Linked DNA regions of Homo sapiens: region 2 is linked to region 1. A link is an interaction called in ENCODE POLR2A ChIA-PET data of the cell type or tissue named here. Cell type or tissue: IMR-90. All regions are shown on one strand. Links, peaks and the distances in the headings refer to the core of each region. The heading gives the core; the rest is flanking DNA.

Evidence for each region. Peaks named below come from ENCODE experiments on the same cell type or tissue, not always from the same donor. Only the 100,000 strongest peaks of a DNase experiment are listed, where the experiment ranks them.
Region 2: POLR2A ChIA-PET joins it to region 1 with 9 read pairs; 6 of 35 experiments call an interaction of 5 or more read pairs at or near these places.

Annotation. Positions count from the first base shown.
Region 1 is chr20:36,846,794-36,849,705 of GRCh38, forward strand. All of the region lies in intron 1 of MTCL2 (microtubule crosslinking factor 2), which reads right to left. Among named protein-coding and RNA genes, the nearest start is that of MTCL2, 15 kb to the right of the region's middle. In IMR-90, for the core only: no CTCF peak of the experiment used is centred there; DNase peaks (open chromatin) are centred at 458 and 1,678; H3K27ac peaks cover 2,004 bases.
Region 2 is chr20:36,905,606-36,908,517 of GRCh38, forward strand. All of the region lies in intron 11 of SAMHD1 (SAM and HD domain containing deoxynucleoside triphosphate triphosphohydrolase 1), which reads right to left. Among named protein-coding and RNA genes, the nearest start is that of TLDC2, 31 kb to the left of the region's middle. In IMR-90, for the core only: no CTCF peak of the experiment used is centred there; no DNase peak of the experiment used is centred there.

The sequences.
Region 1 (2,912 bases), core at 262-2,761:
GTCAGGAGTTTGAGACTTGCCTGACCAACATGGTGAAACCCCATCTCTACAAAAAAATACAAAAAAATTAGCCAGGCTTGGTGGCGTGTGCCTGTAATCCCAGCTACTCGGGAGGCTGAGGCAGGAGAATCGCTTGAAACCCAGAGGCAGAGGTTGCAGTGAGCTGAGATTGCAACAATGCACTCCAGCCTGGGCGACAGAGACAGACTGTTTCAACAAACAAAACACGGCTACCACCTATTAGGAGGCTCACTAATTACCAGGCCCCCGCACAGGCAGTACGTGCATTATCAGTTGACAGTTTAATCCTCTTACCGACCCTGTGAGGTAGGTGCTGAAAACGTTCCTGTTTTGCAGATGAGGAGACGAGGCTCAGAAGCTTCGCAGAGCTGCTTGAGCAAGGGACCTGCGGGGCTGGATTCCAAACAAGCCACGTGGCCCTGGGTCAGTGCGTCATAACTGTGCTCTTCCAATTTGTTCAGCTATTCCCTCTGCTAGAACGGCCTTTGCCAGGCTGACTCCTGACTATCTCATCCTTCCAGAACATTTCCTTCCCAGACTCTGATTCAAACCCCACACTCTGAAATCTATGGTCCGTTGTGCTGGTAATTTTAGGTTGTATTTGTCTGTTTTCATGTCAATCTTCCCCAAGAGCTAGGGAGAAGGGCAGGGGCTGGTTTGTGTCTAGTCCTCAGCATCACCCAGGGCAGACCGTGGCACAGAGCAGGTACCTGTCACTGTCTATGGGTAGATGTAGGAATTAAAGAATGAGTATGGGGCCAGGCGCGGTGGCTCACGCCTGTAATCGCAACACTTTGCAGAGGCCAAAGAGGGAAGATCCCTTGAGCTCAGGAGTTTGAGACCAGCCTGGACAACATAGCGAGACCCCATCTCTACAAAAAAATTAAAAATTAGCCAGGCATGGTGCTGTACACCTGTAGCCTCAGATACTCAGGAGGCTGCAACAGGAGGATCACTTGAGCTTGGGAGGTTGAGGCTGCAATAAGCAAGGATTGCACCACTACACTCCAGCCTGAGTGACACAGAGACAGTCTGACTCAAAAAAAAAAAAAAAAAAAAGAGTATAGCTTCTGTCCTGCCCAGTCCACAACTCCCAGCCAGCTGCAAAGAGTTAGGAAGACAGGAGTTCAAGACCAGCCTTGGCAACACAGTGAGTCTCCGTCTCTACAAAAAAATAAAAAATTTTAAAAACTTAGCTGGGCATGTGCCTGTAGTCCCCAGCTACTCAGGAGGCTGAGGCAGGAGGTTCACTTGAGCCCAGGAGTTCCAGGCTGCTGTGAGCCATGAGTGCACCACTGCACTCCAGGCTAGGTGACAGAGTGAGACCCCTGTCTCTAAATAAAAATGAGAGAGGGAGAGCCTGGGCAGATCAGAACTGGTCGCAGATCCCTATGCCACCCAAGGAGGGTAGGCAGGGTCTGTCTACGTAGGGAACCTCCTGCTCACCCACCCACTCCCTGCCCACAAGGTGCATCTCTGTCCACCCCCTGCCAAACCATGAGCTCAGCCTGCAGGAAGCAGCCTCTCAAAGGCAAACCTGCTCCCCTCGATGGACTGATTCCCAAGAATCCTGGGAGAATTGTCCAGGAAGAGCCTCTTGGTCCCGGCTGGGCCGGACAGCCAAACATGAGCTCACACTACTGCTAATAATAGCAAGATCTTGCACAGCAGCAGAGGGCTTCACAGTTTACAAAGACATTCCATCTGAATCATCTCACAGATCCTCACTGAACCCCCCACTCCCAGTAAGGAAAGACAGGAACCATCATCCATGTTCTACAGATGAAGAACTTCAGAGAAGCACAGGGAAGGTGGGTGGTGCCCAAGCACACGCAAACAGGCAGGGGGAGGGGGTGAGACCTCCAAGCAGGACTCAAAGTCCAACCACCAACTTCAAGATCTTTCCTTGGAACCAGAACTCAGGGAGTCCATGAACTTGGAAAATCACATCTTCCTTTTCACTGACCTCTAAGTAAAATGTAGCATTTCCTTCTATTCTGGGCCTATGAACAAATCATCATTATATGAGTAATATCTGTGACTTTGCCACCAAAAAAAAATCACAGGTATTTTCATATCATATAACAGTTGCTGCAAAAATGTCAAAATATTATTTACACTCATCAGTAGTTTGAAATTATGCTAGTTAGATCTGTCACCAGAATTTATGAGTTAATAAGCACACATATTACTATGTTGTAATTTAAAAATACTTTAATAACTGTGTTTCAATATAGTTGGTTTCCTTTTTTTTTTTTTTTTTTGTGACGGAGTTTCACTCTTGTTACCCAGGCTGGAGTGCAATGGTGCAATCTCAGCTCACTGCAACCTCTGCCTCTGGGGTTCAAACGATTCTCCCACCTCAGCCTCCCGAGTAGCTGGGATTACAGGCATGCAGCACCACGCTTGGCTAATTTTTGTATTTTTAGTAGAGACGGGGTTTCGCCTCGTTAGACAGTCTGGTCTTGAACTCCTGACAGGTAATCCACCCGCCTCGGCCTCCCAAAGTGCTGGGATTACAGGTGTGAGCCACCGCACCCAGCCAAAATAAGATATAACTTTAAATGTTGAAATGAAATACAGGCGGGAGAAGCAGAGCTCCACTTTCAAATCACACTTTTTACTTATTTTATTCTTTAAGACAGGGTCCCTCTGTGTCACCCAGGCTGGAGCACAGTGGCTTGATCACAGCTCACTGTAGCCTTGACCTCTTGGACTAAAGTCATCCTCCCACTTCAGCCTCCTGAGTAGCTGGGACTACTGGCACACACCACCATGCCTGGCTGAATGTTGTATTTTTTGTAGAGAGGGGGTCTTGCTTTAGTGATTTACCAGCCTGGGCTGGTAAATCACACTTTAAGTGTTCTAAGAAAGATTACTTTCTATCAGAA
Region 2 (2,912 bases), core at 165-2,664, 59 kb after region 1:
ATGTAGGTACATTATTATTTTAGCAATGTGAGAAAAATTTTTAAAAGATTTAAGTGAAAAAACCTTTTAAAACTGTTCCAGTCGGCCAGTCATAGTGGCTCATGCCTGCAATCCCAGCACTCTGAGAGGCCGAGGCGGGCGGATCACTTGAGGTAAGGAGTTCAAGACCAGCCTGTCCAACATGGTGAAATCCTGTCTCTACTAACAATACAAAAAAATTAGCTGGGTGTAGTGGCGGGCGCCTGTAATCCCAGCTACTCAGGAGGCTGAGGCAGGAGAATTGCTTGACCCCGGAAAGTGGAGGTTACGGTGAGCCAAGATTGTGCCATTGCACTCAAGCCTGGGCAACAAGAGCGAGAGACTGTCTCAAAAAAAAAAAAAAGTTCCTGTCAATGTCTTGGATTTACTTCCAGGTAATCCAGAGAGTGGGGAAGGATAGAGAGAAATAAGACTGCATTGGAGTTGATGACTGCTGAGCTGGGTGATGGGCACATAAAGGTGTATGGATTTATTGTTGACATGTTTTATTTTGTCTTTAAGAAAGAATGGTGGCTAGGCGCTGTGGCTCACACCTGTGATCCCAGCAATTTGGGAGGCCAAGGCAGGTGGATCACCTGAGGTCAGGAGCTTGAGACCAGCCTGGCCAACATGGCAAAACCCTGCCTCTACCAAAAATACAAAAATTAGCCGGGCATGGCGGTGCATGCCTGTGGTCCCAACTACTCAGGAGGTTGAGGCAGGAGAATCGCTTGAACCCTGGAGGTGGAGGTTGCAGTGAGCCGAGATGGCGCCACTGCACTCCCACCTGGGTGACAGAGTGACACTATCTAAAAAATAAAAATAATAAAAAGAGAACGGTCCTGAAGTATTTACAAGCAAAATTATGTCTAGGATCTGCTTCTAAATTGTCCAGTGTTTGACAAGAGTGGGTAGATGAAGCAAAACTGCCATGTGTTGATAACTGTTGAAGCTAAGTGACAGGTACATGGCTTTGTAAATTTCTATAATAATAAAACAATGATTTTTTAATGTCCCATTCGATGATGAGAGTAGAAGAAATGTTTTTCCTTTCTTTCATTTTCTCCCAATTTTTATTTTGAAAAATTTCAAAATAAAATATCCTTCACTTAAATTCAACAATTGTTAATGTTTTTCTGCATGCGCTTTCTCCATATATATATATCTGTGCAATTTTTTTTTTTTTGAGACAGAGTCTTGCTTTGTCACCCAAGTTGGAGTGCGGTGGCGTGATCTTGGCTCACTGCAACCTCTACCTCCTAGGTTCAAGTGATTCTCGTGCCTCAGCCTCCTGAGTAGCTGGAACTACAGGTACATGCCACCACACCCAGCTAATTTTTGTATTTTCAGTAGAGATTGGGTTTCCCCATGTTGGCCAGGCTGGTCTCGAACTCCTGGCCTCAAGTGATCCACCCGCCTCAGCCTCCCAAAGTGCTGGGATTCCAGGTATGAGCCACTGCACCTGGCCTTTTTTTTTTTTTTTAAGGAGACAAGGTCAGGTTCTGTGGCCTAGGCTGAAGTGCAGTGGCGCGATCATAGTTCACTGCAGCATCAAAGTCCTGTGCTCAAGCAATCCTCCTGCCTCAGCCCTTGAGCAGCTGTGACTACAGACGTACACCACCATGCCTGGCTAAATTTTTTTTTGTTTGTTTTTGAGACAGGGTCTCGCTCTGTTGTCAGGCTGGAGTGAAGTGGCACGTGATCATGGCTCACTGCATCCTCGACCTCCTGGACTCAGGCAATCCTCACGCCTCAGCCTCCTGAGTAACTGGGACTATAGGCACATGCCACCATGCCCAGCTAAACCAAAAGCTAGTTTAAATGTAAATATAATTTGAAAAAATTAATCTTCCTGCCTTAGTCTCTTGAACAGCTGGGACTAAAGGCACATGCCGCCACACCTGGATAAAGATGACTTTTTTTTTTTTTTTTTTTTTAGACAGACTCACCCTGTTACCCAGGCTGGAGTGCAATGGTGCGATCTCAGCTCACTGCAACCTCCGCCTCCTGGGTGCAAATGATTCTCCTGCCTCAGCCTCCAGAGTAGCTGGGATTACAGGCGCCAGGCTGGTCTCGAACTCCTGACCTCGTATCTGCCCACTTCGGCCTCCCAAAGTGCTGGGATTACAGGCGTAAGCCACCATGCCTGGCTGACTTTTTAAAATATGGCATCACTTGCATTATTATGAATGAAAATTAAAAGTAAATATCTTCAGCTTGTTCAATTTTTTTTTTAACTTTTATTTTACTTATTTATTTATTTTATTTTTGAGAAGGAGTCTTGCTCTGTCATCCAGGCTGGAATACAGTGATGCCATCTCAGCTAATTGCAGCCTCCGCCTCCTGGGTTCAATTGATTCTCGTGCCTCAGTCTCCGAGTAGCTGGGACTACAGGCACCCGCCAGCACGCCCAGCTAATACTTTGTATTTTTAGTAGAGACAGGGTTTCACCATGTTGGTCAGGCTGGTCTTGAACTCCTGAACTCAAGTGATCCACCTGCCTCAGCCTCCCAAGGTGTTGGGATTATAGGCGTGAGCCACCCTGCCTAGCCTTACATGTATATTTTTAAAGAACAATGTATATAGTTCTTGTAATTTAATTTTTAAATTTTTTCTCTATCATTATTATTATTATTTGATACAGGGTCTCGCTCTGTTACCCAGGCTGGACTTCAGTGGTGCAATCTTGGCTCACTGCAACCCCGGCCTCCTGGGCTCCAGTGATCCCCCCAACCTCAGCATCCTGAGTAGCTGGGACTACAGGCACGCACCACCAGGGCTAATTTTTAAATTTTTTAGAAACAGGGTTTCACCATGTTGCCCAGGCTGGTCTCAAACTCCTGGGCTCAAGCGATCCAACTGCCTTGGTTTCCCAGAGTGCTGGGATTATAGGC